Linked DNA regions of Mus musculus: region 2 is linked to region 1. The links are chromatin loops, found by intact Hi-C in ENCODE. Cell type or tissue: heart. All regions are shown on one strand. Links, peaks and the distances in the headings refer to the core of each region. The heading gives the core; the rest is flanking DNA.

Region 1 (16,490 bases), core at 3,253-11,252:
TGTTGAGTCAAGGGAAAATTTCCACTTTGAACTTACATGGGAATTATGAAATTTTGCTTAGGAAGAAGCTATAAAAATTTATCCTCCCCCCAAGAGTTTTGCAGTATCTTTCAGTCAAATTCATAAGCTTCCTTGTCTCCATTTCTCTCATTTAAATGAATAGTTTTATTTTCTAAGTACCGATGCAGATGACTTTGTAAACTTTAAATTTCATTGGCACTTTGTTTATTCTGTGAAGCCGGGGTATATATATATGTGTAGACATATAAAGCATATATATTACATACATACATACATACATACATACATACATGTATACATACATACATATATACATACATACATTTAAGGGTCTTTTTCCTCTTGTTTTTATTGGTAGTATTTCTTTTTTCCTGATAGATGGTGTACTGGCTAGTTTTGTGTCAACTTGACACAGCTGGAGTTATCACAGAGAAAGGAGCTTCAGTTGAGTAAATGCCTCCATGAGATCCAACTGTAAGGCATTTTCTCAAGTAGTGATCAAGGGGGAAAGGCCCCTTGTGGGTGGGACCATCTCTGGGCTGGTAGTTTTGGTTCTATAAAGAGAGCAAGTTGAGCAAGCCAGAGGAAGCAAGCCAGTAAGTGATATCCTTCGATGGCCTCTGCATCAGCTCCTGCTTCCTGACCTGCTTGAGTTCTAGTCCTGACTTCTTTTGGTGATGAACAGCAACATGGAAGTGTAAGTTGAATAAACCCTTACCTCCCCAACTTGCTTCTTGGTCATGATGTTTGTGCAGGAATAGAAACCCTGACTAAGACAGATGGTAACTTTATGTCTGTGAGATCAGGTTGCATCAATTGACTGTTTGCATCAAGACACTTTTGCTTACCGAAATATTTAATTTTCCTGCAGTCTGGCAAAAAGTCCACCAATCTACAATGCATCTAACACGCAATCTTCTGTTATTATGGTTTGACTGAGAACCAACAAGAGTGAAAATGTAGCTCGATTTTTGGACTTACCGCTGGTCTTCAACACTTTGTGTGATCTCGAGGAAGGTTCTGAGGAGAGAACAAAGCCACCATCATTTGCAAATCAATATTTCCCCTCATAAATAAATTAGTAGCTTATTGACGTTTTAAGAGCTCTGGAAATGTTCCCTTTTGTTTTAGACAGGTTCTCATGCATCTCAGGCTGGCCTTGAACTTGCTTAGTAGCTGAGGATGACCTTGAACTCGCAATGCTCCTGCCTCCATTTCCTGAGTGCAGAGACTGCAGACCTGAAAGATTACAGACTGGAGCCCCATGGATGTAGAGCTGGAGAAGTAACTCCGGGCTTTGTTATGCACAAAGGCAAGCACACTATCAATGAAGCAACATCCCTATCCCTGAGCTGTAGAAACGCTCTGTTTAATTTATCCAAATAATCAGTGGTCAGAGATACTTGGGTACCAGCCATTCACCCTGCTGAAGTGGTTGGATAAGGTGGAAAGGGTCAGGAGTCCCAGAAGAGAAGAGCAGGTGCTATTGTACCAACCCAGCACACACTAGAAGGACTCCCTCAGCTCCCACTGCCGCCTCTTTCTCAGCTGGCGACTGGCACTTTTCTGTTCTAAGCTGCACAGTGCACTCGTGCTTCAGATACCGCCAACTCGCACTTTTCAGTCAGAGCTCACATTTTCCTCTTGAACTTTCACCTGTATTTCTTCTCAGTTATCAAGCTAGTGACCACTATGCCATTACAGTTTCTCTGCACCCCTCACTGTTCCCTCATGTCCTCCCCACCTCCCCACTTCCCCACCCTGCTCCGAAAAGCTTTTAGTGAGCTACCATTCTGCATCCTAAGCCTGGTGCAAGTCACCAGGCCTCTGTCACTTCTCCAGCCTACCATGGCCGCTGTGCTCCGGGTCTCCCTCGCCTTGCTATCTCCTTCATATTTGTCCATGGCCTGCTGAGCCTTCATGACCAGGCTCTGATCTGCAGCCCTCTATCCTCATTTCCACTTCTGCTCCTTCCCTCACTCCAGCCAGGTGGAGCTGCTGACATGACCTGTCTGTCCTGAGGCCCTGTTGGCTCAGGTCCTAGACCGGTGCATGGATGATCCCAGCTCTACCTGCCTCAGCCTCACATTCTGTCATGGGTATCAATCAGCCTTTGGCTCTGTGAAGTCTTTCTTCTTCCTAGACTTTCTCTCTCTTCTGTGTCTTTCCACTCTCTTTTCTACACATGCCAAAGCCTTATCAAACAGACTGGTGTTTATTTATTACTTAAAATAATTTTTTTGGTTCTTCCTCACAGAGTGGGTCTTAAAAGCAGAAATCGTAGCTGTTATCTACCCTGGCATTCCTTGCCTATACCAAGGGAAAGTGGGCTTAGTAAATATCATATAAAACCAGGATCTGAGAGTTAAGGGAATACTTACACATATCAAAATGGTAGGCATGAGTATGCTGTGTGTGTTAGTCATAAGGTTTACTTTCCACCAGTGACAGCAAACAGGGCTTAAGGGGGTATTTGTCAATGGCAAGGAACTGTATGAAGTCTATCTATCTATCTATGTATCTATCTATCTATGTATCTATCTATCTATGTATCTATCTATCTATGTATCTATCTATGTATCTATCTATGTATCTATCTATGTATCTATGTATCTATGTATCTATCTATGTATCTATGTATCTATCTATCTATCTATCTATCTATCTATCTATCTATCTATCTATCTTTCTATTAATTATCCAATCCATCCATCCATCCATCCATCCACCCATCCATCCATCCATCCATCTGAGACAGTCTCACTGTGGAGATCTGTCTGGCCCAGAACTTACTATATACTATTAGACTGGCATCCAATTCATTGAGCTCTGCCTGCCTCTGCCTGGGACAAAAGGCATGGGCCATCATACCTGGCTGATTGACATATTTTATATTCACTGAGAGAGTTAAGTGGAGAGGTATTTAAAAGAAAAGCTAGAGGGTTTTTGTTTTGTTTTGTTATCTATTTAAAGGTAGCTTTAGATGTATTCAAATGACAAGCAGCCAGAAAATGCCTATCAGTAAGAAAGCACTCACTTCCTGCTCCTCTCTGCATTACAGTAGATGACCGCATCCCGCTTACCTGACTTCCGTCTCAGCCGATGGGGTGCAGAACCACATGGTGTCTTCATCTCTCCCTCAGGACTGTAACAGAAGCCTGGATAGTCTGCCAAGAGAACCACAGGAGCAAGTGAGGGGATGGTGACCACGCAGGGTGGCTGGCATTTTCAGGATTTTGTGCTACGTCAGAAACACCAGTAATTCTCAACTGTTAGCGGTTCTTATAAATAATCAAAAGGGACTTTTGCTTGTTTTTAACAGGTAGGTAAAGGGATAAATGCATTGATGGTCTAGTGCCTGAGTTCTTCATGGAGGCAGTTCTGACAGTGTTAGGATCTGTAAAAACCTAGAAGTGTGGCTAGCCATCCACTGCCCCTCAGGCAAACCAGAGACTCAAAGCAGAAATGAACGAGTGTCACTTCTGCTCCAGCTGCTAAGGTGGAGTGAACTGCTGCTAGTGTCTTATAAATGACAATGTATGAGCTTTGAGATAGAGAATGGAATGGTCACAAATGAACAACAGTGTCTCAAAGAATGCTACGGAATTTCTTCTTCCTCACAGCGGGAGGGTCCAGAGGACCGAGGGCCTAGGGTTAGGAGGCCGCAGCGGCTTCCGCGGAGGATTCAGCAGCGGTCTTAGGGGCCGGGGCCGGGGCCGTGGTCCAGGCCGGGGCCGTGGTGGAGGCCGAGGGGCTCGTGGCGGTAAAGCTGAAGACAAGGAGTAGATCCCTGTCACTTAGCTGGGCCACCTGGTTAAGGACATGAAGATCAAGTCCTTGGAGGAGATCTACCTGTTCTCCTTGCCCACTAAGGAGTCTGAGATCATTGACTTCTTCCTGGGTGCTTCCCTAAAGGATGAGGTTCTGAAAATCATGCCAGTGCAGAAGCAGACTCGGGCTGGCCAGCAGACCAGGTTCAAGGCATTTGTTGCCATTGGGGACTACAATGGTCATATTGGTCTTGGTGTTAAGTGCTCTAAGGAGGTTGCCACTGCCATCCGAGCGGCCATTGTCTTGGCCAAGCTTTCCATTGTCCCTGTGCGGAGAGGCTACTGAAGGACAAGATTGGCAAAGCCCCACACTGTTCCATGCAAGGTGACAGGCCGCTGTGGCTCTGTGCTGGTGCATCTCATTCCTGCCCCCAGAGGCACTGGCATTGTCTCTGCTCCTGTGCCCAAGAAACTACTGATGATGGCTGGTATAGATGACTGCTACACTTCAGCCAGAGGCTGCACTGCCACCCTGGGCAACTTTGCCAAGGCCATCTTTGATGCCATCTCCAAGACTTTATAGCTATCTGACCCTGACCTCTGGAAAGAGACTGTCTTCACCAAGTCTCCTTATCAGGAGTTCACTGATCATCTTGTGAAAACCCACACCAGAGTCTCTGTTCAGAGGACCCAGGCTCCAGCTGTGGCTACCACATAAGGTTTGTTTGTTTGTTTGTTTGTTTGTTTTTGGCTTTTCGAGACAGGGTTTCTCTGTGTAGCCCTGGCTGTCCTAGAACTCACTCTGTAGACTAGGCTGGCCTCGAACTCAGAAATCTGCCTGCCTCTGCCTCCCAAGTGCTAGGATTAAAGGTATGCGCCACCATGCCCGGCCACATAAAGGTTTTTATACAAGAAAAATAAATGAATTAAGTCTGCTTAAAAAAAAAAAAAGAACGCTAAGGAAACAACAACACAAAACAACAACAACTCACGGATGGCGTCCATTTCAAGAATCGCTTGCTTGGCCTGAAACAGAGAAAATGTAAAGACAACTAGTGAACAAGTATGACAGAGATCTACCATACCTAAATAAATGGATGCTAGAAGAAAAACAAAACCCTTACTATTTCTTTTGGGCATTAATACAAAGTTTAGGAGATTCGAAGATTATCCTAGGTACAATACAGCAAAGACTTGATGGTTAGTTTTAACAGTGATTTTGACACAGTTTAGTCTTACTTGGGAAGAGAGTCTCAACACTCAACCCTTTAATACAGTCCTTTATGCTGAGGTGACCACTTCAACCATAATTTTTTTTTGCTACTTCATAACTATAATTTTGCTACTGTTAGAATCATATTGTAAATATCTGGTATGCAGGATATCTGATTTCTGACCCCTGTGAAAGGGTCATTTGACCCCCAAAAGGGTCTCAGCTTACAGGTTGAGAACCTCGGGCATAGATCAAGTTGGCCTGTAGGTGTATCCGGGGGTGGGTATCTTACTTTTGTTAACCTGTATGGGAAGACCATTTGGTATGGGTCACAACCCTGGGGTTGTGTCCTAAACTACACCAGAGGCAGAGAGCTCAGTTGTAGCCCACAGACATTAATTTCTCTCTGCTCTGGACTCTGGATAGAATGTGACTAGTGGCTTCACGTTCCTGCCTTGATGTTCCAGTTAGGATGGAGTGTAACCTGGAACGGTGAGCTGAAATAAACCCGTCCTCCCCAAACTGCTTCTTTCGTCAGGGTATCTCAACAGCAAACGAGATGGTGGTACCCAAGTCTTTATAGAGAGATACATAACTTATACCGAGCTTGTACATGGCTTCCTATAAATTTTAAATTGGCTCTAGATTACTTATAACACCCAACAGTTAGTAAAGGCCTTACAGATAGTTTTATTCTGTATTGTTTAGGCGAGTAAAAACAAAACCAAAAACAACCCAAGCCCACTATGTACAGTTGCAGGTCAATCATTTGTGTCTAATCGCAACCCGTGGGGCAGCTCTCTCACCTCTTGGGATGTGCTCTCTCAGCTATAGGGTGGGACAGCAGGACCTACCTTTCCCAGTACCATTAGCATCAATTGACAGGCACAGCCACAGCCCCTGTCTCTACCCTTCTGGGGAATAGAGCCTGATGCCTTGAGGCTTCCTCTCTCCACACTTAGCATTTCTACCCAGAATGCTTTGTTGTTACTGTGGCCACATGTTGCTAATGCTTGGAAATAGACTGGGTTGTCTTACTCCATCAAGCTAGCAGCTGATGTAGGGGAGAGTCAGCTGAGGGGATGTTCCTTTCTCTCCAACGCTGTTTACGTTTTCCCCAAGGCTACTATAATTTGATCTACATACACTACATTATATTAACTAAAATGATTTTATTTCTAATTTGCTGCAATCTGGTATCATGGAAAAACTACTTGGGCTGAATGGTAATCACGCTTAATTAAAAAAATTAAAAATGGAGGTGCAGACAGGAAAGAAAACATTAACAGTCACTTTAATTTTGAGGAATATAGTCACCTAGTTCGTATACTTATCTTCTTACTATATACTGAGGTTATAGCTGGAGTTAATTTCAAACTCAAATGACAGCTTAATCTCTGGAAAGTGGTTTTCTAGTTCCATTTTAACACTTGACACATGGAAGCACTCCCTTCATCTTTACGCTCAATTAATGTGGCTCAGTTTGCACACTATGAATATAAATGGGGCATGTGACAAGTTCCAAGAAACTCCTTTACAAAGCTATTCCATAAGAAAGCTTAATCCCCTTAAGTCTTACAAATTATTTCAGAAAAGAATTCTTTCCACGTTGTCCACTAGGTGTCAGCCAAGGACCACTCGGGAGCTAGAGGTCTGGGTGGAGGCTGGCAGAATTCAGTGACCCATCGGCCACTGTGTTGACATTACAAGATGGGGTATACACGTTTGTTGTTTAAAGTGCCCCATTAGACATTTGTTTGATTTCACAGAAATAAACACATTTGGAAGGCCTTAAGAAAACAATTGAGTAGTCTTGATGAAAGACCTTTAAAAAAAACCCTTCATTTAATAACCCTACTTAAATAGAGCAAAAGAATTATTTTTAACATTTCAGTGGATAGAGTATATTAAGTCCGCTTTCCTTTCTAGTGGGGAAAATACGGTTTAGAGGTTCCTTGAGGCCAGATGTTTGGGTTTGAATCTGAATTAGGCCATGCACTGGTTGTAAAATGTGGACAGTGGACTTCCTGTTTCTGACTCTTGCTTTTACTTCTCTATCAGAGGAAGAACAGGACCTGTCTCCGAGGTATTTTACTGAGTGTGAAGTAAGAATACAGTATACTTACCACTATGGTTATGTGTTAATACATTAATACGCTGTAAATTAAAATCCATTTTAGATTCTAAGTGGACTAATAACTAGGGTGAAAGGAATAATTTTATTGTGGCGGTTTTAACTGTTTTACACATCAAGGGAGAGCCATCAGGAATATGTAGGATGGAAGGAAGAAGACAGGCAAAGTGAGCGGTCTCATTCGGTAACTAGCCTTTCAGAATCTTGTTAAGCAATTGGATTTTCCCAGGATTCTTGGGACCAGTAGGCGGGGCATATCAATGTCTCATGCAGAAGGGTCCAGCCTGAGTAACCACAGGAGAAGGTGATCGCGGCTCTGCGTGAGTTCCCTTGTATTGCACAGTGGTTGAAAAAGTAAAACTCACACTTGAGCACACACCTCTCTGCACAGATCCTAGAGGCCAGCCTGGATGTCTTTTCAAAACACATATGATCCCAGCACTTAGGAGGCCAAAGCAGGGGGCGTTCCAAGTTCAAGGCTTGCCTGGGTTATATATATAGTGAGACCCTGTCTCAACCAGCCAACCAACCAACCAAAGGCAAAGACAAATCTTTCCTTTCCCAGAATTTCTTCTGATTTTCCCCATCAGTACCACTCTATGACCCTGATGTCACTTCCTGTTCTACTTCTCTCCTCCTGGTCCCATCACAGACATCCCACCATCCTCACAGATGGCCATTCACACCCAACCCTTTTAGACTTTTGCTACGTCATCTCTAATAACTGTTTCCTCTACTCCACAGCAGCATGGTAAAGCCATCCCAGAACATGCACACACCAGCGTTGCCCTGCTTCTCAGGTAGGGTACCAGGGACCATCCTCAACTTCAGATTTCAGGTTTCCCACTGAACCAGCTGACTTCTGCAAGTCTCTTTCCCCTGTTCAGCCTGGAATCATAGTCACTGCAGCTACAGGCTCATGAGTGTGCAATGTTCTCTGTTCCCCAGCTCCACCTGTCCCCTCCCTGCAGAGGAACTCCTGTATGCCATGCTCCCTTAGGGCAGTTGTTAAGTGGTTTGTTATGACGCCATCAAACTGATTCACACAGCAGTCCCACAGCCCCAGTCAGGTCTTTGGCGTCTTCCAGATGGGACCTGAGTCACCTCCAGTGACAGGATCGTCTTCCTTTGCATCGAATCTGACTCTCTCCATTTTCAAGGACAAACCCTCTTCCTGTGTCGTCACTCACAGTAGTGTCTCTGATCCTTTATGATTTCCTAATTCTCCTCAGTTCCCCGCCAGACTCTTTCCAAGGCTCCTCTCTACCATCCCTGTGCTTACGGGCCCCATTCCTTCCACCTCCCTTGACAAACTGCTCTTCTGCATCCTGTTGCATCCTGCCTCTTAGTCTCCCCAGACAACTCAGAAACCTATATTGTGTTTTCCACCCAGATAGTGAGCTTTGCTTTGATGAGTTTTCTCTAAACTGCATCTTTTTGAACTTTGGGGGTGGGGCAGTCGGTACCAGTCTGTTCTCTAATTTCTTTCAACCCATTGCAAAAATCCCAGTTGTCGAACCCACACTCTGCATCTGTTTTGCCCTCTCAAGGTGGAGGTTCTTCTGTCCCCTCCTTCCTCACCAGCTGTCCCTTCCTGCTCTTTACTGGGTTTCTGCTGTTCTCTCTGGTCTTCCAGGTGCCCCTCCCCCAGCAGGTGACTTGCTGAGATTCCTAAGACTCCTCTTTTTTTCCCTAATAATTTTTTTAAAATTCACTTTACATCTCGATCGAAGCCCCTCCCCCTCCCCCTTGCTTCCCCACATTACAAGCCCCTTCCCCCATTACCCCTCCCAGTCTCCTCAGAGCAAGGGGCAACCTTGTTTCCTTTATACATTCTTGTGGGCCTTAGCCCTGTCAAGCCTTAGGGCCTCAGTCACTGCCTCTCCTAATCCTGGGCTGCCAGAACCTGAATTTCCACCTCCATTCACCGGCCAGATGCTCCTCCACTCCCATCTAACCAGTTAGGCCACCTCTGTGAGCCAGTCTGGCTAACTCCCAACCCAGAGGTCTTCCCGCAACTCAAGCACAATGTCAGAGGTGACTTCTGTTCCCTTTGCCTGGGTGACCTGCTTTGCATCTGCGCCTTGTGTTCTGCTCCCTAGACTACTTCCCCAGCCGCATTCCTGCCCCATTTCCTGGTCCTCCTGTCCCAACACCAGCTGTGTTTGGCAAACAGGGTGTCACTTGTGTTTTTGTGACTTTGTTGTCTCAGCCTAGTTCCGCCCTTCCCCCTCCCCAACTTCAGAAGGACATTCCTCACCCTTCAAGAAAGCAGGAGGTATTTTCCTTCCTGCCCTTACTGGCTAGACCTGAACACTTTGTCCTTTTGCCACCCCCCCACCCCACCCCCCCTCCCCGGGGCCACCTGGCTTTCAACGCTATTGTTTCCCCATGGCCGACAAACAGATCTGGGTTAGGCGGGCAGCTGGCTCTCTGCTGGTAAATTCCTTTCCCGCCAAACTGGGCTTGGTTTTCCACTGTTCCCACGGGACCCAACACAGGGGGATGGGGGTAGGGAATGGGGGGTGGCAGTGATTCCCAGTAGTTTAGTTTCTATTCTCTATAAGCTTCCTTATTTTATATATATGTGTGTATCTCCACCCCTAAATCTCTAGTGGGTGCCACTGACTCTCTTTTGTCTATATGTCAATATAACCTCTGAAATGCCTTATTGCAGACTTGGCCAGCCTCCTGACTCAGCCTCCTCAGTGCTGGGATTTCAGGCTCCATTGTGAAGCTAGGCCTTATTTCCTCGTCAGACCCCACACCGCCATGTGTCCCCCCCAAACCCCCGCCTGGGTCCTTTCTACATTATGGTGTGCTGGCTGACGTTTCTCTCTCACCTTAGCTGGGATCTTTGCTGCTGCTGCGTGGTTCTCCAGAATTAATCTCTTCAGGTGCAGAACCCAGAGACGTTTGTCTTGCTGGGATTTGGCCTGCAATGGGAGATTTAAATTGTCAGAAGTGAGGCAACAGAGATGGCGGCTGGGTCCAGCACACCTCTCCCCTTTGGGGACCTCGGAGTAGCCCTGTTACCTGAACTGTGTGCTGAAGCTTGGGGTTCTTGTAGTGGAAGACACTGAAGCTGAGCGGTTCTTTTGGTATGACCTCTACAAGCATGAGGTTGCCACACTGCAGCAGAGAGCACAGTGCATCAGGCACACATGGGACACAAAGAGCCACCCCCAGGCCTTGCATGCCACCCCGTGAAGACCCACCAGGATGTGAGCCTTGTATGTAAACGTGTCATCTCTCTTTTTTGTGATGAGCAGCAGCTGGTCCAGGAGAAAAAGAGTCCTCTCCTTTTTGGCCTTCTGGATGCGGAAGGTTCCTTCAAGCACCAGCTCCCCATAGCTGGTGAGGTCAGGCCCCTCCCAGTTGGTTAGCAAGCTCTGGATCTCCTGGATACAAAGTAAAAAATTCTCAGAAGGAAACACCAGGCAAGCTGCATTGCACACTCAGTGGCCTGTTGTTGGATCTCAAGGATGGGGGCTGGCATATCTGTGTTTATGGGGTGAGGCTATCCGTCGAGGATCACCCAAAAGGAACTGAATTTTTAGTTGCTGAATTGCCAGGGGGTTATTGTCATCCCTGAATGGTCCAGAGTCATAGCCACCAGCGGCAGTGGCTGCAGCTCGACCTTTCAAAGGCTTCACGAGGCAGTCAACATGGAGCGCCATCTTAGACGGGCTCCTCCTCTAACCTGTCTCAGCCTCTCCTTTTTGGATTATAAAACCTCCAATGTCCAACTTCAGGATGTTCTCTCACAAACTGAGTCCACACCATACACAACTGAAAACTAAAGCCTTTGTAAAACCACAGACATTTTCTCAGGATTTCTCCCAACTTTGAATTCATTTATTGAGAAAGGACATGGCCTTTGCTACTGTTTGAGAGCTCTCCATGGGACTTAGGGAATACGAATTAGTGATACGGCTGATAGCCCTTTAGGATTTGTTGCACATCAACATTTTAAATTAGTGATACGGCTGATAGCCCTATAGGATTTGTTGCACATCAACATTTTAAGGAAGCTGCCTAAAATGACTTTGAAAACTGAAGATATTCACAAGTACTACTTAAGAAAAGCCACAAGATGGTCAATGTCTTCACTGGGAAGCTGGGTGTGTAGCTCAGCAGTGGCATGTGTAGTTTGTGCAAGTCCCTGGGTTCGTCTTACTATCACACTTGACCTTAGCCAAAAGGTCAAGAAGTGAGTCGTCTTACTACCAAACAGAAAATCAAACAAACAAAACTACTTTTGTTGGCTACAAATTGACATGGTATGAATAAAGTTTGAGACAGGGTCTGATTTAGTGGGATCTTCAGAATGTCACGCAGATCAAGACAGCATGAAAAATGAGCCATTTGGTCGTTTTTGACTATAGAAAAGATGTCTGATATTATATTTGTAAAAAAACCAAACTTGAACAATAAGATTTTTTGTTACTGCTTCAAAGAGAACAACAACATCAAAAACACCTGGAAATAGAATGTTGCTGTTTCTTGAGGCAGTGACATCACACCGAACTCTGGTTGTTTGCAGGTGAATCTAGACTTTCTTCTGACTTCTGAGGAGAAAGGTGCACCCTTCACTGACTGGAGCTCTCTGCTATGGCTTCCCTCTGCATCTTTCTGTCCTACTTGTAGGCTCCCAAACAAGTTTGGAATGAGCTGCTGGACCACGTGCTTTCTCCTTTAGGATTTATTTTTATTCTCTGTGTATGCATGTCTTGCCTCCCTTGGCGTGTGTATGTATATCATGTGTGAGTCTGGCGTTCATGGAGTCTTAACATGGTGTCAGATCCCCTGGAACTGGAACTATGGACAGGTGTGAGCCTGCATCTGTGTGGATGCTGGGAAATGAACCTGGATCCCTTGTAAGAGCAGCAAGTGTTCCTAACCACCAAGTCCTCTCTCCAACCCCTTGTTTTTTAAGTGGTTCTTTTTCTTTTTCTTTTTTTTTTCTTTTTTCTTTTTTTTTTTTTTTTTGGAGTCAGGAACATAACCAAAAGTTCCTGAGTGGGGAGAAAAGTTCCTGAGAATTTAGGGTTCATATTGGTGCTGGATGGACCTTAGCAAGCCTGTCACTGGGCTGTCAGATTTTAAAGTTGAAGAGACTGAAACAACGTGCATGGGACTCATGTCAAGGGAAATACAAAGGAGCTGCCCCAGCTCCCTGAAATTCAGTCGCCTGCCCCAAGACTTCCCTTGTACACCACCATTTTGTATAAACTAGCAAGAGAGAATAGGGGCTTTAGAAGTCCTTAAGTAGTTTAGAGGAAACTGTTTTCAGCAAGAATTATTGATTTGTCAATATATAAAATAAAGCCTCGGGACACTCATATTTACTCAGACTCATCAAAGGAGCTATAAGAAAACTTAGTTGAAAAGTAATAAAAGTTGTCCTATGTAGCTACTCTAACAGACGGTTGGCATTATTCATGTCCTGACCCATCTTCAGGGAGACCTGGTGGGGAGGATCATAAATGAGGGACATTACTTATGCAGCCTTGTAATCTGACATGTTGGAAAACAGCAACGTGTCAGAGCATCTGCCTGGTGCTGTCGTCTGACTGTGTGCTCACCTGCAAGCGGACAGCATGCTCATGCTTCCGTTTCATGTCATTGATGTGCCAGGCCACTCGCTGCATCGTGTCTATGGCATCCAGCACAACATCGTAGCCTTCCGTGGCCTTATCAAGGTGGTTCTCTATTTCCTTTCAAAAAATAAAAAGAAACTCTTACTCGATTTTTTTCATGTACTCAGTGAGGCAAATGGATTGCCTATGTTTGGTTTCACACACACACACACACACACACACACACACACACACACACACACACACACTATATTTATGTATCACCATCATTCCTTAAGTTTAACCCTAACCGCATATTTCAAAATGGGCAAGAATAATGAAAGTTTCTTACAGTTCCACTATAAAGTATACAGAGGCTTCAGTAAGTCACATGAAGATATTGCAGTTGCAGTGGTGGCCGGCTTAAGAGAGCATTCAGTAATATAGTTCTCAGTCTCAAAGACAAGACTCTTTTAAAAATATATTACTTAGCCAGAAGGTAGGGGTTGGGGGTGGATGCAGGCCTTTAATCCCAGTACTTGAGAGGCAGAAACAGGCAGATCTGAGTATGAGGCCAGCCTGGTCTACAGAGCAAGTTCCAGGATAGCCAGAGGTACGCAGAGAAACCCTGTGTCAAGAAAACAACCAACCAACCAACCAACCAACCAACCAACCCCCACACAGACATAAAAATAGTACTTAGAACTATGTGGGGGACATCATGTTCAGAGCCCAGTGATAAGAGTATGTGTTCAGTATGTCCTGTATTTGATCCTCAGCACCAGAGAAGAGAGGTGAAGGATGGAAGAGGGATAGAGAGATAGAAGAAGGAATGAAGGGAGGGAGGAAAAGAGAGAGGGGGCTTCTCTGACAGTCATTCAGTGTGTTGAAACAGTTCAAGGTTCAAGAGGAAATTCTCTGACTACTATCAGGGCAGTTTGCATTGTCATACATCTTACCACAGAATTTCACAATCCCAAGGAGAGGAGAGACTATTCAACCCATGTTATAATTATTTATTCCTGCTAAGCCCCCAGACTCCTGAAGATTCCAAACTGAGAGACCACCAGTCTTATCTTCTTTCTTATCTTCTCCACTGTGCCTAACAGGCCAGTGGTGTCAGAAAATTCTTTTTCCTGTTTTTGGTAGTAGAGACCAAGTTTTGGTCCAGAAAAGTGTTCTACTGTTATGTTACATCTCTAGCCTCAATAAATGCTTACTAGTTTGAAGCAATACCTTTTTTTTTTTTTTTTTTTGGTTTTTCGAGACAGGGTTTCTCTGTATAGTCCTGGCTGTCCTGGAACTCACTTTGTAGACTAGGCTGGCCTCGAACTCAGAAATCCGCCTGCCTCTGCCTCCCGAGTGCTGGGATTAAAGGCGTGTGCCACCACCTCTTAAAAAGAGTAATCTTACTTAGTATAGGGAGCTTTCATATCCATAGGTTCCCCATACATCAATGCAGATTATATTCCCTAGCGAACTTAATAGCTGAACACATGGCACTTACATTATATTAGATAATAGCAGTAACCTAGAGGCTATTTAGAGTCTCATATATGGGGAAAGTTATTTGCAAACAATTCTCTGATTTCATTATTATTGTTATTATTAATCATTTAAGATTTATTTATTTATTTATTTATTTATTTATTATATGTAAGTACACTGTAGCTATCTTCAGATACTCCAGAAGAGAGAGTCAGGTCTCATTACAGATGGTTGTGAGCCACCATGTAGTTGCTGGGATTTGAACTCAGGACCTACTGAAGAGCAGTCAGTGCTCTTAAACACTGAGCCATCTCTCTAGCCCCCCTTTTTTATTTTATTATTTTTAAAAACATAGTACCTACAGTAATAGGTTTCATTGTGACATTCTCTGCTATTTGTATGAGGGACTTGAGCATCTCCAGAGTTCAGTATTTGGAGGGACCTGGAATCTATCCTTTGCAGATGCTAAAGGATGCTCTATCTACAGAAGTAAGAGATTTGTCGTTAGGTGCTTTATGACTTCTGTCATGCCTAATTATCTAAAGAGCAGACGCTAGAGCTTTTGGGATAATCCTGAGGACTAATTTTACTACTCCATAGTAACACTGTTAAACACTGAATATTCAAGGTTTTTTGTCTAGCTTGGCTGTGGGGCAGGATCTGTATTTTCTTCCTAAACTGTCAGGCCCACCTGTTAAAATGTTGTAGGAAAATGTACTGTAAAATTAAGGTCAGAATGAATCTCTTCTCGGGGATAGTCCCGTGGGGAATATGTGCCTGTGGCTCAGCTCTGAATTGATATGAATTATGGAGGGATGTTCTAAGCTACGTGTAAAAGCAAAGATGCTTCAAGGGCAACAAGAAGTTAATTTGGAATTGGTTCAGTTTCCATCCTTCCCTCTCCCCTCCATTAACAGTCATTTGTAAAAATCAAACTACAGGGGCTGGTGAGATGGCTCAGTGGGTTGGGTAAGAGCACCCGACTGCTCTTCCGAAGGTCTGACGTTCAAATCCCAGCAACCACATGGTGGCTCACAACCATCTGTAACAAGATCTGACGCCCTCTTCTGGAGTGTCTGAAGACAGCTACAGTGTACTTACATATAATAAATAAGTAAATCTTTTAAAAAAAATCAAACTACATATATCAAATTATAAATATCAACTAAGCTCTTGTAAGGATCTTGATTACTTACAGGAGCTGAGGTCTTAGTTTTTTCCTTGATTGATGGCTACCTGACCCTCTAGAAGACCATATCTTATAAGTCACATTAACACAGTTTAGGAGAGATGTATTCTCAGGATGGTGTTCCTTTTTCAACAACTGTCAGGACACTGATTTAGCAAACTTATCCCACTAAATCTAGAAGGCCCTTAGAATTAATTTAAAAATTAAGGAATTCTTTTCAGGGTGGTTTCAGAAGACGACAGGCTATCCTCCCAAGGATGAGAGACTTAAGCAAGCAGACAAACTTTTGTTAAAGTTTTACACATGTGAACTTAGCAAACCAGAATGATTGCCCCAGTTAGAAACCTGGAATCATTTCAAAAGAGACACCACACACAGTCAATGGTTATACTGCCCCGAACACGCCTGGTCTTGTCAAAAGAGACACCACACACTCAATGGTTATACTGCCCCGAACACTCCTGGTCTTGTCTGAGCTTGGAAGCAAGACAGGGTTGGGCCTGATTAGTACCTGTATCGGAGAGATAGCAGGCATGCTGATAAAATGGGACTCTGGATTAAAATTCGTTTATTTAAAATTTTTTATTTATTTATTAATTGATTGTGCAAGTCTCTCTATCCTATAGGCCACAATGAGCCTATAGGATCTGGAGGCAGATAGACTTGCCACAGAGCTCTGTACCTTAAGCCTGATGTTCCGCCTTTCCCCCACTGCGAAGCTAACCAAACTCACAAATTGTCTTCAATAAAACTTTCCCCATCTTTGCGAACTTCATTAGAGGATGAGAAAGGAGAATCTGATATCTAGCTGCATCTTATTTCAAAAGTCTCCTTGAGGGATTTTTTTAAAACATTTAGTTATTTATTATGTTCTGCTTATATATATGCCTGCACACCAGAAGAAGACACTGGATCCCATCACAGAGGGTTGTGAGCCACCGTGTGGTTGCTAGGAATTGAACTCAGGACCTCTGGAAGATCAGTCAGTGCTCTCAACCTCTGAGCCATCTCTCCAGCCCTCTCCTTGAGTTTTATAAAAGTAGTAGGAAAGGTTAACAGCCAGAAATGAGGCTAAGCCCCACCCACGGACCCT
Region 2 (16,490 bases), core at 5,507-13,506, 250 kb after region 1:
TATCTTTTCTGCAATACCTCATCTTTGAGCTCCTCTGAGGCACCTTCACTTTCCAGTTCAATCCCCGGCCTGTCAGTATGCCATGTTACTGAATATATCAACCATGAGGCTCTGTTGCTAAATTTCCTTCCTGGGGGAGACAAACAATGTCTACCCTATCTCCCAAGGTGCCAATGACAAACCAAGACACAATTCTACCAAACGTCACTGTAGAGAACCAGTGAGTTTCTTGATCTTACTTACAGAACATAGGTAAGGGCTCACCTAAGGAATGTGAGTATTCTCCCCGCAAAAGCTTCCAGCTAGTGTTGCAGTAAGATTTTTGTGTATTATGTGAAGTATTAAAATGCTAAATACTGGTCCCCAAGATCTGGTTGCTCCCAGATGAGTGACTCTTCATGTGTACCAGCTATTGTTGTATAAACCTTGCCCCTCAAGGTATCCCCAATTGGCTAAAAAAGATGCCCACAGCCTGTGCTGGGCAGAATGGGGGTGGGGCACAGAGTGAAGGGTCGAAGTCGCCAAGGAGTAGGTGGATTGTTAGTGCATAGCCATGAAGGAGGGCCTAATGGAATAGGTGCGGCTCAGGAGGAACTCGGCAAGTGATACCTCAGGATTATTGACAGGGAAGTAGACAAACTATCGTAGAGGATTGGTATCTGCTAAGGTCTAGTGCTTTTAAGCTTATTATAAATTTAAAGGCTTTGTGTGTGTGTGTGTCTTATTTGGTAACTAGATGGTTTAAGTGGGGTTAAAAAAATCCAAAACAACATTTACTACAACAGTTGTCTTTGTATTATTCAATTGTTAATTCTGTACCAGCAGAGAGCTAAGTACTGTTTGGACATTCCTGTTGGCCCTAGTCCCTTCTGCTGACCTCTGCCAATTCGACAGAGGCCTGGCTGTTCGTGCTAGGTTGTGCCAGCACTGCTGCTACTCTGACACGACTGAACTGGACTGTTGACATATCCATGAAGTAGTTCTCAGTGGATCAAGCTGCTGCTGCTGACCTGTGAACTGAACTGCTGATTTCCAGACAACACAGACAGGAGTTGCTCCAAATATTCTTTCTAAACAGGCCCACTTCTTCCGTATCCTTTCTTCCCTACTACCTCTGATGGGTGGTGGGCTAGAAGAGAGGTTAACGCATTTAAGAACCATCATTAAAATTAGGCTTTGAAAAACTTAAAGCTACAGAGGCCACATGCAATTAAGGAAGCATTATATACACCAGGAACTGGGGAGAGGCTGATGCTAAGATGAGGGTCCTGTGACTCTTCCCAGCCTTCCACGAGGAGGTGCAAACCACAAGCCCAGCTAGAATAATCCTTTTGCAAAGGGGTGAGGTTGAAGTCTACAAGATGGAAATTGTTGGGCTAGGAGGATGGTTAGGTACAATGGGCTCCCAGTCCACTTGACTTCAGGAAGTGGCCACTACTTTGGCTTTTGGGGAGACATAAAACTCTTGGTCTAGCTTCAGAAAAATTCCAAAGTAGGCCCCAACTCAATTTCTCTCTGAATTTCTTTAATAAGGCTGAGAATTTCACAGAACTTTCTGGACGACTTAGAACACTGAAAATGACTAAAAACAACTAGTAATGAGATAGTTGTGACTGTCAATATCAAATTTAATATCTTGTGTAAAAGCCCAAGTTTCACTGGGACATTGATGGCATCAAGCTTGCTGAGGGGTAGGCTCAGTCTCCTGCATTTCTTTTTACCCAAACGCCACCCTCTCTACAAAGAGACTTCCAATAGTAAACAGAACATGGAGAGGGGTTGATGTGTTTATACAAAGATAAGGAGAGAAGGGGGATACGTTGTATGGAATGTGTGAGGTATGGGGAAGGGGATATCTCAGCGGGCCCATGCCAAGGCATCCCTTCCCCCTGAGTGACCAGTATAGTATAGTATAGAATAGAGTTTATTTAGGGCATGGGGAGGAGAATTAAGAGGGTAGTACAGGCAGAGAAAGGCAAAGAAGAGGAGAGAGTAGAGAAATGGAGGCCAGCCATGAACACTTGGAGGTGGTGGGGGGAGGGAATGGGAAGGGGAAAGCAAGAGAATCAAGAGATCAAGAGAAAGGGAGGCAAGCAAGCAGTCCCTTTTATAGTGGGTCAGGTTTACCTGGCTGTTGCTAGTTAACTGTGGGGAGGAGTCTACCTGGCTGTTGCCAGTTAACTGTGGGGAGGAGTCTACCTGGCTGTTGCCAGGTAATTGTGGGATAGAGTTTGTACAGAATGCTAACAGGGATAGCAACCAGAAGAATCTTGGGGGAGGCCACGCCCAAGAAACTCACACACAGGGGTTCATTTTCTTAACTCTCTAACTCTCCAGTGCTCTACACCTGTAGGTTCCTTGGCTGAGGGAGCTCTTGGCTTGGAAAATCCCCTTTCCTTCCATCCTATGACAGGTGGACCCTTTTCCATTTCTTTGCTCTTTACTTTCCATGAACAATGAATGCCAATTGAATAGTTGTTCAATTCTTTGTTGGTTGCATTTCTGTACTGCAAGCTTTGACATGGCAAGTCTGTCTTGCTCTCTCAATCCTGGTTGCCGATATGCAGTACTAACTGAGTGATTGGATGACTAAGCTGATCCCATAAAAGAGACACTCTACTCTGATCTTGAAATCAAACCCTTTAAATTAAGAGAGGCACCTGGTTGGAAGTTCCAAGAGAATGATTTTGGTTTAGTTTCTGTACTGGCTAGTTTTGTGTCAACTTGACACAGCTGGAGTTATCACAGAGAAAGGAGCTTCAGTTGAGGTAATGCCTCCATGAGATCCAACTGTAAGGCATTTTCTCAATTAGTGATCAAGGGGGAAAGGCCCCTTGTGGTTGGGACCATCTCTGGGCTGGTAGTCTTGGTTCTGTAAGAGAGCAGGCTGAGCAAGCCAGTATGGAACATCCCTCCATGGCCTCTGCATCAGCTCCTGCTTCCTGACCTGCTTGAGTTCCAGTCCTGACTTCCTTTGGTGATGAAAAACAGTATGGAAGTGTAAGCTGAATAAACCCTTTCCTTTCCAACTTGCTTCTTGGTCACGATGTTTCTGCAGGAATAGAAACCCCGACTAAGACAGCTTCAGAAAAAGAAAAAAAATCTTTAATATCATCCTTTCTATAGGATGTCTTGTTATCTTGGGAAATGAAAGAAGACAATTTCTTGCCTTCGGGCCATGAAAACTTTCTTGACTTGAAGCACTTTTGCAAAAACGTGAAGTTGAACTCTATAAGATGAAGATTCTTGGGCTAAGAGGATAGTTATATAAATTAATCTTACCTGACCATGGAAGTAATGGATAACCATCCTTATCAATTAGGTTCCAGGAAGGAGTCCCGAGCCCATCTTGGCTATTATAGAGCAACATGGCAACGAATATTGCACCAAAGGAGTTCACCTGTCCAAATGGCTTTGTCTCCTATCAGCTCATTTGACTTTCTGCCCTTTTGGCTTGAAGAAAATGCAATTAGAATCCCTTCTCTGGCCAAACAACAAAATGAACAAGTGAGTATGACAGTAATGGTGGCTCACTTGATAAGGGGAGCTTGGGTTGTGTGTCCGAGTGTGTGCACATGTGGGTGCACTTATGTCCTTAGCTAATTTACTTTTGGTTCAGGGACATTAAAGCCAGAAAGAATTTGGAGAGCAACAAAAACAATCCATGGATAGGTTAGATGTCCAAGTCTGGTCTTTTAAGAACAGAACATGTTTAACAAAGGTAAAGGCTTAGAAAAAAATCAAGTGACCAAGGGTACCAGGCCTGGGAAATAAGCCATAGCTCAGAAGATGGCTCCAGCATTAGGTGATGTCATTGAGGTTGTCTGTGGCTTAGCCTTTCTTGTCTGTCCAGACTTGTCTACCAAGGCAATATGAAAAGTCTAGAAGAATTCCCCAAGACATGCCTCACTACAGAAAGCACTTAGCTGGATCCTTTGGCTCTAGAAATGTTGGGAACCCCACCAGAGAATCATGGACAACCCACACAGAGATATTCTCTGGAAAACGAGGTCACAACTCAGAATTCAAAAATACAGTAACAGCTTAGGAGATGCATCAGGAACTGCCCCACCCCACCCCCCCCCCCCCCATTTCCTGGGCTCTCCTAGTCTGGGCCTGTTTCTCACTCCCCTGACCCTTTCCCGTTCTTTTCCATAACTCAGGAAAGAGAAGCTGAGACAGGAACAAAAGTAGCAAGAAACATACCAGGGAGCTCTTGCCCCAACTTTCACTGGTGGTTGAGTGGGACTGGTACAGGAAATCCAAATAAACCCCTCCTCCCTGAGTGGCTTTTGGCCAGAATGTTTTATTACAGCAATAGAAAGCAAACCAATAGAAGCCCCAATAAATTCAAATTTACCCCAGGAATCTAAGGCAGGAAGGAATAGACCAGTGCCTGATGCCAGCCAGAGGAGGAATTTTTATCTCCTGGAAAAGATGTCACACAGTTCTGACAGCCTGTCAGACTACCTTGCAGGAGAAACTGGAGCTTAGACAAGACACTTCAAATAAGCACAGGGCCACGCCTTTTCTGGGACTGCTTAGTTATGCACACCTGTAGCCTCCCCTAGCTTTAAGCCTAAGCCTCATGTCAGGACCCTGCAGACAGACTTCAGGCAGTCACTGAACATCACCGTCCTCTTCCCCACACATGGCCCCACTGAATAAATGTCTCTTTTTCTTTCTTTCTTTCTTTCTTTCTTTCTTTCTTTCTTTCTTTCTTTCTTTTTTTTTTTTTTTTTTTTTTTTTTTTTTGCTAGAGTCCAGCCTTACCCTACCAACTCCAGGAGGAGTATAGAGACTATTGGTTTAAATGAGCTGACCAGGGCCCGGAGCAAAGATGTGTCCCTCTGCTGGAGAGTCAACCTGTTCATTTCTGACTTACCCGCCATCCAGGCTGAGCAGGCAAAGTAAACAACTAGCTCTACATTTTCACATCTAAGCATAGACACAGGAAGAGAACTACAATGTCATGCTTAGTGTTGGCCTGTAAATCCCAGCGTGAAAAGCTGCTGTCAAAGTAAGTGAGGCCTAGAGAGGGTAGTGATGCTGATATCTAGCTGTTGGGGGCATAGAGTTATGATGTGGTCAGATGGATACCGGAGAATCTCCAAAACACCTCTTAGGTGCTCAGGGGTGCAGTTCTGATGCCCCCTATTTTGGAGGACTCTTCTCTTAGGGGACACTTCTCTTCTGGTGGCTCTTGTTAAGACGATCAATGTCGTTGGGGTAAACAGTTGGTTTCCTTTGTATTTTAAGATTTCCTGTTGTTGGCATCCTTCCTTGAGGATGGCTTTATCTCCAGGCAGGGGCCAGGAAGTTGATTGTGTTGAAGGGAGCATCCTTCTGGGCTGAGCCCAAGGCCAGCTTAGACTTTCCCCAAAGTCCACACTGGGGAATCCAAGCCAGTTCATGAGCTACCAGCCTTGTTTGTCAGGTGCTATTTTAAAGATTGGACTCCCGAGTAGTTCAGACCCATTAGATATGTCTCTATTTCTGCAGCTGTCCTAGCCAGATGTGCAGGAGCTCTACCGTTCATGCTCCCCCACCCCCATAAATAAATCAGATTTCCTGTTTCATCACTAATAGTATAACAGATGGCACTGTGAATGGCAAGGGATCCGGTGGCACCCTCCAGCAGTGGGTGGGTGGACTGAGGATATGACCACCATGTCTGTTTCAATCCAGTCTCCATATTCAGTGGTTACATGATTTCAAGGAAGTGTTACTTTTATTAAAAGTGGCTCAGAAAAATGGCTTTATCTCTTTGGGACTCACATATTCTCAGTTTAGACGGTTCATTACTTTAAAATCTATACCCTATATTTTATATAGATATTTTTGTTCTAAAAATAGATAAAAATAGATAAAATAAATGTGCTACAGGCATATTTTCCTCATCCAGAATTGTCAATATAGTTTTTAATATTTTTGCTTCCAGGCCTTTTGTTCCCTCTTTTTTTATTTCTACATTCTAAAAAATTAAAACAACATGCGTGTAAACTTAAGGTGACGTCACCCCCCCCATTCCTGGTTCTGTTGCCCTTTGACATACTTTCCCCAGTTTAGTGTACGTACATGCACTAAGATCTGTTATGTCTGACAGATTTGGAGTAGGTCATTCAATATACTTTCCTATTTTACAGGGCATGTGTGTTCATCAAATATAGGGAATCCAATATGTAAATTTTGGTTTTGACTGAAGGGAAATGTTTATAAATAGGAAACATACACCAAAACCTCAGCAGGCGGATTTCTGAGTCCGAGACCAGCCTGGTCTACAAAGTGAGTGCCAGGACAGCCAGGGCTACACAGAGAAACCCTGTATCGGAAAACAAAACAAAACAAAAGTTTAGTTCTGTTTTGCAGAAAATTTGGACGTGAGGTCACTCCTTTATGGCCACATCCGGCAGTCACTGAGCTATCTCATGGAGAGGTGTGGTGTGTACACCTGAAGCTGACTGGGATGCAGCTCTGACCCTGGGGAACACCCAGAGTCTCTAAGCAATGTGCAGCTCTTTACTGTCGTTGTTTTATTCCTGAATTTTCAGATAAGGAATTAAACTCAGGAAGAAAGGAAGAAACTCTAAGAAAATGTGTTGTTCATTACCAGTTTATGAAAGTGGACCGACTCCAGGTTCCACAAGTTCAGACGACGGGCCTCTCCTTTATGAATTCAGCTGTTGAGAGCATAGGTCAAATGGGGCTAGCTAGCTTCATGGACACGGGCCAACCAATCAGATGGCACACCGGATGGAAACAAGAATCAATGTAAAGTTCTGTGTTTGAGTTTGAAAAAAAAAATCAATAACTCAAGTGCAGTTCATGTAAAAGATGATGGGGAGTTTACTTGGCTTCTCTCCAATACCCACGTATAGAAAAATCAACTTGTGTAGCTTCCTATGGATGCATTTTACAGCCTGTTTATATTGGAGGCTTAGCCAGGGAGTGGCACCGCTTTAAGTTAGATTTCTGTGCTGAGCTGTGTGTGTGTGTGTGTGTGTGTGTGTGTGTGTGTGTGTGTACTATGGGAATGGGATTAGTGCATTTTGTTTGAACATTTCTCCTGACAGAATTCTTACAGCCATACTTTGGTGTGATCTTTTAAAGGGGGTGATTTGTGGACCACCAGAATTAACTTGTTACACCAGGCTGGGCTCATGGAAAACATAGATTTGTGTGTAACTCCTTATAGGTCTCTAGAGATGGACTCTAGGCTGTTGTTTTGAGTACAAACACTCTAGAGCCCCAACTATATGCCAAAAAGGAAAAAAGATGATAAGAAAATATTGGGATTAGTCATAGCTGTAGTTTCAGTATCCTGTGGCTGGACTGCGTTTAATTAGGATCATAATCTCCTTAAAAGATGCCAGCTATGTTCCTTCCCTCTCCCTCCCATTCAAGAACATGCTTTTGCTAGAAATCATTAGTGTATAAGGCTACTTTCCTAATTTGCTTTTGCTGCTAGGGAGCTCAGCTTCTAAACTGGTCTTTTTCGCTGGTAATTGCTTTGGTATTTCTGTCAATTTTTCATGTTTTATCCTTCTTTGTGACTTTATCTTCTTTCCTGATATCTTTTTCCTTCTGTAGTTTAATTTAAAATTTGTTGTCCCATCTGCATTTTGGTAGGCTATGTCCAACACCTTTGCTTGGAACAAGATAGGAAGATATTCATATCTTTTGAATTGTTTTCAGAAGATATTATTAAATGAAATAAAGCCCACTTGCTATCAATATTATAAAGCATAGCATTAAGGCTGAGGAAGCATATCAAATAGTGTGTTGGGGATTTATGGTGGCAGAGCAGCTCATTTATCTCCTCATCTCAGACCAGAGAGACAGACAGCAGGGACTCAAGTAAAGCAAAAGCTCTTGTGAGTCCCAGCGATGACCTCATGGGGTTTTGGTGTGTGTAAGTGCACATGGATGCCTGCGAGTGTATCCAGCTATCCACCTGTGGTAGGTACCAGAATTTGTGGGGAGGGGTGTAGAGGTCAGAGGACAACCTCATGGGATGTTGATTTACGGTATGTGTACAGCAGGATCTCTCACAAGCCTAGAACTCACTAAGTAGGCTAAGGTCACTGGCTCATCAGCAAGTGAGCCCCAGAGATCTGCCTGTCTCTAGCTCTCCAGTGCTTTATTACAAGCCTGGGCTATCTTCTGCCTTCTTTATTTTTTTCACGTGGGTACTGAACTTAGGTCTTTATGTTTACAAAGTAAACACTTGACTCACTGAAGTTTCCACAGCCCCTGTTATTTGGTATTTCTAACTGATGATATTACATACACAGGGGCATGTGCACACAGGTGCATGTGTGTGCACACACACACACATGCACACATATACAGACACATGCAGAGAACTAAAGGGAGAGTAATTATGAACTGAATATTTTATGTCTAATCTAAAAATCTTCATGTTAAAGACCTACTCTCCCATGTGATTGTATTTGGTGACAGGGTCTTTGCTATAATAATAAAGGTTAGATGATGTCACAAGGATGGAGACCTGTGACTGGATAACATTAATGCCCTTAGACGTCACAGAAGAGTCCTGTTTTCTGTCTTCACCCTCTGAGGGCACAGTGAGAAAGCAGATGTCTGCAGGAAGAAGGCCCTTAAAGGGCCAACCACACTGGACCCCACTGAGAAAATTAATTTCTATTGCTTCATAGACATATCCTGGAAATAAAATAATTTTTAAAATTCAGGATTCATGTCTCTGAACTTTACCTTCATCTTTTGACAAAAGAAACAAGCAGTTACTAAAGGAAAGCTTCTTTTTGCAGTGGGCATCAATCAACACAGAGATTAATAGCTGATCAAAAATGCAGGGGACAAGAGACTGTGAGTGTCTAGATGTCTAGATCAACTCCAACCCCAGGCAGGGCACAGGGGACATTACAGAAGAGTGGGGTGGGAAGAACATAAGAGCTGGAAGATGGGGAGAAGAGAATGTCATCTTCTGACCCTGACAGAGACCCTGTTCTTAAGAACACACAGGAGCTGTGGTTACTCATGTAAGGGCTGCACTAGATCAAGTTAGTCCAGCAGAATGCGGGAGGGCTCGTTCCCCCTCCTAGCTAAGGAGCTATTAAATGTTGATGGCTGCTGTTGAAGAGAGAGGCATTTTTCTTTCCTGTGAGGATGTGACCACTGGTAGGTTGCCCATGCTTCAATAGATGCCCCACCCATGCACACAAGAACAGCACTAGTTGGGCTTTTGGGGTTATTCAAAAATATAGAAGATGAGAGTTGGTATGGGGACATGTTGGGCGGGCCTGGGGAGATTTGGAGAGAGTGGGTGGGAGGGGTGGACATGATACAAATACATCATTCACATAAAATTCTCAAATAAGGAATAAAAATAATGTGAAGATGTATATGAAAACATTTTCTCCCCCTGAACTTGATTATGGTTATAATGGACAAAATTATGTATTTGCTAAAAGAGAGAGTTGAAGCCTAGTAAGAGGTAACTGGGTCTTAGGGGCTCTGCCCTCGTGAGTGCATTGGTGCTATGTTGTGGAAATAGATCAGGGCTTGCGAAAATGGCTTAGCTCTCGTGAGAGCAGTTATGAAATGGGGCCACCCTACATGCCTGTCCCTTGTGCATGTGGTCATTTCCCTTGGCACTTCTCCATCACATTGTGTCAAAACCAGACCATTTGCCAGGGTATCAGAATCACATTTTGGGGACTCTCGATTCATCAGAATCAGGAACCAAGTAAAGTTCCTTTTTTTCTATAAGTTGCTAAACCTTAGACATTTTGAAATAGCAATATGAAGTGGATCAAGATGCATATATGGACGGTGTTGAAAACCATTAAAGAAGGCAATAAAAAAAAAAGACCCAGGTGCCTGAGGGGGTGAATTAATGAAGTCCTGAAAAGATGAATGAGAAGTCAGAAGGCTAGGGCACTCTCTTAAGAGTATCAAGTGTCTACACAGAATCTCAAGCCCTGAAGGCATTTGAGATAGGTTAACAGCTGGAACACCATCCTCTAAGATGGTTACTTGCCTAGAATAGGCAGTGTATCCTCCCTCTGGCCCTGGAGATTTCTGGGACACTGCAGGGTTTTCTGGCATGGGCTCCTCTGTTTCCTGGCTACAGTTGGGTTCTGGGCCATCTTTTGTTTCATTCAGTTTCAAATGAGAGGATCTTTTGGATGCTGGCTCTGAACTGGGAAATGGAAACTATTTGTGCTGCCATGAGGGAAGTGTTCTGCATCTGGCAGGGACCCTGGGCTGGAAGCAGCATAAAGAGAATGTTAGGAAACCACCAAGCAGCCCGCACTCTCGGTGAGCTTTCATTGTTAGTATTCCAGTTCCTGGGAGGATGTCTAAAGCTTTTCCTGGTTTATCGCCTTGAAGATTAAAAGGAAAGCAAAAAAAAGCCCACAATACTTTATACAGCTCAAGTTCCTCACCACAAGTACCCCAGTAAGAAAGTCTGTATATGTGCGTCTGTGAACCGTTCAAGATGGTGTGGGTGATAAACATTCGTGTTGGGGCGCTTTTTCCATTCCCTCACTGATCTGGCTCAGCCTCGCAGCAGCAGACAAAGTTCATTCTGTCCTTTAGAAGTGCCTGCTGGACTTTCGAGGGTTTTCTCCCAGCCGCCCCCCACCCCCACCCCCCAAGCTTGCTTGAGCTTGTTTAGCTTGTTGCTTCGGAGAATGAAACACTCTTTTACTGGCATTTGGCATAATGTAAGGCATATCTATTGGATCCTCATTCTTTTACATAGGAAATAGAAAGGGGTAGTCTTTAATAAAATAGAGCCACCAATCCCACTCCACCAACCTCAGCTTCCCAGTACATTGTCAAGTTCAGTCTAAAGCCTCTGAGATGCTGCTGGGACAGTTTTCCAAAGGAAAGGCTCCCATATTCTGCCTCTCCCGTCCTTCCTCGGTCTCCTCTCTGTTGCCTCCAGTGAGCTGTGATCTGATACAGCCTAAAAGACTCCCAGGGACATGATGTGAGCCCAGAAGTCAGCCTCCTGCATGCACAGACAGTACTCATTACTTTAGAAAGTTCCAGCTCCCACTGAATTGAAATCTGTTTGATGCTTATTACACACAGTCCTTGAAGCATTTGGAGAGGACCAGGGTGTCTTCATGTGCCAAACGGAATATCTTCAGATGTCCTTCACTGGTCATGATTACCAACACAGATTAAAGCAGATCTGCCCCTCCCTCCCTTCTCTCTCTCTTTTTTTCCCTCTTTCCACAAATATTTCTGCATCTAAGTGCCAGAAATTGTGCTAGAGACATTTTCCCTCCATTGTACAGCACAGTGACTTGACTATTAAAGGCAAATACAAAATTTATGCAGCTTTCTTTTGGTTGGAACATGAGGTTGCTATGAGTCCCTCAATGGTAGCCTTAAACTTTCAAAACCTCCTGCTTCAGCCTCTCAAGTGCTGGTCTTATAAGCCTATGCACTCAGTACATCAAATATTGGTTCTTCCATCCTCCTTGGCTGTGGAGTCCTTTCAATCTTCCTAAGCATGCTGAGCACAGATTTTTTTCAATCACGATAGAGAATACACTGAGTCTTTGTAGTTATGGCAGTAATGTAGGCAGCCTGCCTGGCACATCCCTTGGGCTGAGCAGAAACTCGATGGGCCCGCCAGGCCATGCTATTATTAACCCAAATAAGAGCATGGGATGGTTTTGGTCATCAAAGAGCAGCAGCTGCAGATCCACGATCCAAGAGCCTGTTCAGCCAGCATGATGTCTATGCTGTCATTGAAGTTATTGATAAAAACATTGACCAGGATGTAGGCTGGATAAGAGCCCTGTGACCCTATCCAAGGACACCAACCCGTTGTATCCTTATTCTGTTACTAAGCATTTTCTATGCCAGGGCCATTGAGTTGGTTATAAATAGAACTGTGCTCTTTTTTGCTATATGATTTCTCCAGATGGGAGTTTGGAGAGTTTTTGTCAATTCCCCTACTGAAATCCAGGTATCTGCCTCTAGCATTCCTCTGATCAAGTCATTAAAAGAGCCTCTGTCCTTCCCGAGTGCTGTCATTCAGAATGAAATCCCCTCCCCTCTCAAAGAAGATGAACAAGTCGCATTAATCTGCCCTCGAGTCTTAGTGACCCAACAGACTCCTTTCTGACTCAGGCGGGAGCGAGAGAGTTGTTGGAGAAGCAGAGAAGGGTGCTTGATAGAAAAGTTAGAGGTGTGCAGCTGCACGTGGGTAAGCAACACAGGCCATTGAACAAGCTCAGAAATGAATCTCTGTGCAGAACCACATTTTGCAATAAGAAACAGAAACCCACGAGGATCCTTGTGCCCCTGCTTACTCCCCCTTCAGTCTGAGAAACAGCAAGATCAATGCATTCCAAATACACCTTTCTTTCTACCCTAGCAGGCGTTAGGAGAGGAAGACAGGTCCTTATAGGACATATTCGAGTTCAGCACAATATTAACATCCTTGCTAACAGTAAAATTTTGGGTGACATTTCTGACCACAGTGTTAAGTGCAATAAATCATAATTTGCACCCACCAATGCCAGGAAGACAGAGCCACTAGCTTCTTGTCTTAGAGACATAGACAGGCTGTCAATTTGCTTAAAGCCACATTGATATGCAGGGGACAGGGCCACAGCTAATTTAGTTCTTCACTCTACCAGGTGTGTGCAACATTGTGACATTGTGACACAATGTTGTTATCTACCTGAACCTTGCAATTGATCATACATATGTTCCAGCGCGCACACGCGTGTGAACGTACACACACACACACACACACACACACACACACTTCATGATGTTTTAAGCAAGTTTTTTTTATTTTCTGTTAGCTGCATTCATAGCTACTCTAGGCCACATAATGCCCACAAGATTTGGATTGAACACCTTCACACTATTAATCTTTAAGCACATGATTCTTCTTAGTCTGGTTTTTAGGATTAATTGACAATCATGTTGGCACTTGGGGATTCTGAACTCAGCCCTGAACTGTGCCCTTTGGCCCTTTGTGATTTACTGCCATATTTTCTGAAGAAGCCCAGACTCCTCAGAAGCATATATTTCCATGTGTCCACCTATGTGGCCTTGAAACAGTGCCAGGGACAAGAGTATTCTAGAGTGGACTCCTTTTGCTTCAACTCAGGGTTCACACCCAAGGAGCCATCTGCTTTTTGGATCTATACTGCCGGGAGGCTGGCTTCCAGATTGCTTTGGGAATGGGCGGCGGTGTCTTGGAACAGCTTGACTCGGGGCTGAATCTCATTACTGATAGAATTGCGACCTTTCAGCAGAATACAGAAAATGCCATTAATATAATATGCAAAAATGATGTCAGTGCTGTTTTATGGGAGGGAGAGATACAGGCCATGTGGGATATTTATTTTAATGATATCACCATCATTGGTTGTATGTGGTTTGAATTAAATAGAAGTCTTTGAGTAGAAATTCCACAGTGATTTTTTTCAAGAGCATCTCTTGCTTTGTCTGGTGTCAATTAGCACAGGGTTTGCTGTGCTTCCTGGCTGAAAGGAGTCTTGATGTGATGCTGATGCTGCTGCTGTTTTTCCTGATGTCCTAAACTCAGAAATAAGGATGGCTTTGTTTTCAATCTAATTGTATCCATATTGATCTACGATACAAGCATTTTAAAACAGAGAGGAAGAGATAATGTGGTGTCTCAAATTAAAGAAACAAGAGAGATGGAGTCTGTTACACATGATAACTTGTTCTCACCATAGACTCTGTCTCATTCTGCCTGACTCTGTCCCTGTATCTGTCACTTCTCTGGGTTGGTTGTTATATCATTCTTCTCATATTTCCTTTGGTCATGGAATTCTTATTGATAGCTATGCCTTTAAAGTAAAATTATGTCTTTAACATTTTAAAATCACATCTGTGTTCTTGGCCCTTTCCTTTGCCTGAGCCTGCACCACCCTGAAGCTCTCTTTAGTGCCTGTTCCTTATCCAGGAGACCTATAAGTATCTACTATCTGCCTTCATCCTTCTCCCTGTCTTCTCCCAAGACCTTTCATCTGTTTGGCAACCTCAACTTATCATCACCCAGTGTTAATCCTTTATGTCTCCCACTCAATTCAATTAAACTCAGCACAAGTTAGATCTCATTCTCTGTGCTCAGCTGCCTACAAGATGGCTCTCACTGACCTGATGGTACCTCAGGCTGAAAATATCCTAATTTGGCATCTTTCCCCCAAAGCTAACTTCCTTCCCACCCTCTGGAACCCAACCCCCTCTTTTACAATCTGAAGTTGAGTAAAGACAATGTAGTGACTAACAGATCATAAAAATACATAGTTACATGACCCTCTGACAAATTTCCAGGCGTGTGGCTGCCAGGTTGAATCTGGGGCACTTGAATTCTAAGAAGTGACTTAGTAGAGGCTCTGCAATGACTTCCAGCTGCTGTTCTGCTCTGGATGTGTCCCTAGGATGTTTGTTAATGATGGCAATAATTAATAATAATAATGATAATAAACAAACAAACAAACAACAACAAGCCCACTGTAGTGGTTTAATTGAAAATGTCTCCCATAGGTTCCTGAGTTTGAACACTCGTTCCCAGTTGGTAATGCTGTTTGGTGATGTGGTGCAGTCTCCCAGGAAGATGGCTCACTGGAGACTAGAATTTGTAGCTCTTGTCTCACAATTTGCTTTCTTTGCTTCATGCCCATAGTTAAAGATGTGTTTTGGACCTGCCACCATGCCTACTTCTTGCTGTCATGTCTCCATCCTTCCATGATGGCCTCTAATCCCTTCAAAACTGTAAACTAAAGTACATGTTCCCTCTTATAAGTAGCGAGTTTCATGGTATTTTTTCACAGCCACAGAAAAGTCACAGATGCAGTCACATATCCATTTTCTATTTATAACAGACTTATAGTTCTTATACATGCTATCTTATTTGATCTGGTCCACATGGGTAAGAGAATTGTCAATGTAGAAATTGTTATTATGTCCATGCTACATGTAACACAGTGAGCTTAAAAGGGCGTTGTAGCAGACATATAGAAAATAGTTTGTGGTAACAGGTGAAGCCTGGGATCTAGGGTGTTGGGCTGATAGACCATTGCTGCTCTTGGCCTGTCAAGTCCCCATTCCCAGAGAGACAGCAGGGTATACAATTGTCTTACCAGAGTCAGGACTGGGTTCAGGTGCTCTATACAAATGACCCATAAGAAAATAATTCATTAGATATTCCCTCTGGAATAGTCAATGATACTGTGACTGTAGGAGCTTAGCAATCAGTCTGGGCAGAGCTTTGTACAAAGCTCTGGGGTGGAACAAGATGGGGCCTTGTGTTAGCCTGTTGTGGCTGCCACAATGAAGTGCCACAAATTATGATGGAAAGACTCTGGGGTGCTCAAATATCAGGAATTTTTCCTCAAGGTCACGAAGTTAGGAGACATCAGAGTTGGTTTTTCCTAAGCCTCCCTCCTCTCTCAATGAGTGTCTTCTTCTCTCTCTAGAAGGCCATCCTCTGTGTGTGCCTGTGTCCTCCTGCTCTGTTCTTTGAGGGACCCAGCCATATTGTGTGAGTGCTCATACTACTGACTTCATTTTAACTCAATTACCCCTTTAATGACCTTGTCTCTAAACATGATCTCACAGAAAGGATCCTGGAGGCTATGACTTCAACCCATGAATTCTGAGATGACACAACTCAGCCTGTAGTTCACTGTGGTGGCTTAATCAAACTATTATATAACTTTATTATATTGAAGAAGAAGACACAGGAGCTACATGGAGACAAACTGGATTTACTCGTTTTATAGCCATGGAGTTCTTGGTCGGTATTCAGCCCTAAGCTTGGCCAAACCACTACCCATCACAACCTGTTAAGGTACCTCTCTCCAGGAGCCACACAACTGTTGTTTCTACTGTGTTTGGAGAAGGAAGACAAGCCTAGTCCCCCTTCTCTCAGGTGCATAAACATCATTTGGGAAACTTGCTGAAGCCCGAGATACTGAGTCTGATTGTAAAGATTCTGGGGGTGAGTCAACTATCTGCAGTTCTAACTACCTCCCAGGTTGTCACAGGTCCAATGGCTATGCCTGAATAATGCCAGAAAAACCACGCTGGGAATTGCTCATCCTTAAAGCTGGCTCTAAATCTGTCATTCAGCAACCTCTGAAGTATGAATTGTATACATTCTAAATTCAGGTTAGGCTAATACTATTGTTTGTCTTTTGGTCCCAAGTGCTGTGAGCATACAGAAAGCCAGTCTGTTGCATTCTTGCTTCTCTTGAAATGTTTTTGATCTTCTTGCTCATGAGAGAAACTGTCTCTAGGAAAATGAACCCCATCATGCTTTGTTGACCACCCTGTCCATACTTTATTCTTTTCAATGAGTACAAAGAACATCAGGGAAACTGGCAGGCCACACTTCCTGAGTGCTTTTTTTTTTTTTTTTTGAGTGTTCTCAGCTAAAGGAAGGGTCTGTGCTCTGAAATTTCATCCGAAACAGGTCATTTTGTACTCAG

The links. Hi-C counts contacts between places; a loop is a spot of excess contacts. Peaks named below come from ENCODE experiments on the same cell type or tissue, not always from the same donor. Only the 100,000 strongest peaks of a DNase experiment are listed, where the experiment ranks them.
Region 2: a loop joins it to region 1, with 2.4 times the contacts of the local background. A loop is called at or near these places in 3 of 42 quality-filtered maps.

Annotation. Positions count from the first base shown.
Region 1 is chr10:3,934,218-3,950,707 of GRCm38, reverse strand. Plekhg1 (pleckstrin homology domain containing, family G (with RhoGef domain) member 1) reads right to left here. Exons shown (of 17, transcript NM_001159942.1): 8 at 12,727-12,858; 9 at 10,357-10,539; 10 at 10,175-10,270; 11 at 9,982-10,074; 12 at 4,784-4,817; 13 at 3,105-3,188; 14 at 1,003-1,041. It also overlaps the pseudogene Gm16148. Among named protein-coding and RNA genes, the nearest start is that of Mthfd1l, 31 kb to the left of the region's middle. In heart, for the core only: a CTCF peak has its summit at 6,627 (motif pointing right); a DNase peak (open chromatin) is centred at 9,397; H3K27ac peaks cover 666 bases.
Region 2 is chr10:3,690,842-3,707,331 of GRCm38, reverse strand. No RefSeq gene overlaps it. Among named protein-coding and RNA genes, the nearest start is that of A330032P22Rik, 19 kb to the left of the region's middle. In heart, for the core only: no CTCF peak of the experiment used is centred there; DNase peaks (open chromatin) are centred at 9,601, 10,151 and 11,651; H3K27ac peaks cover 867 bases.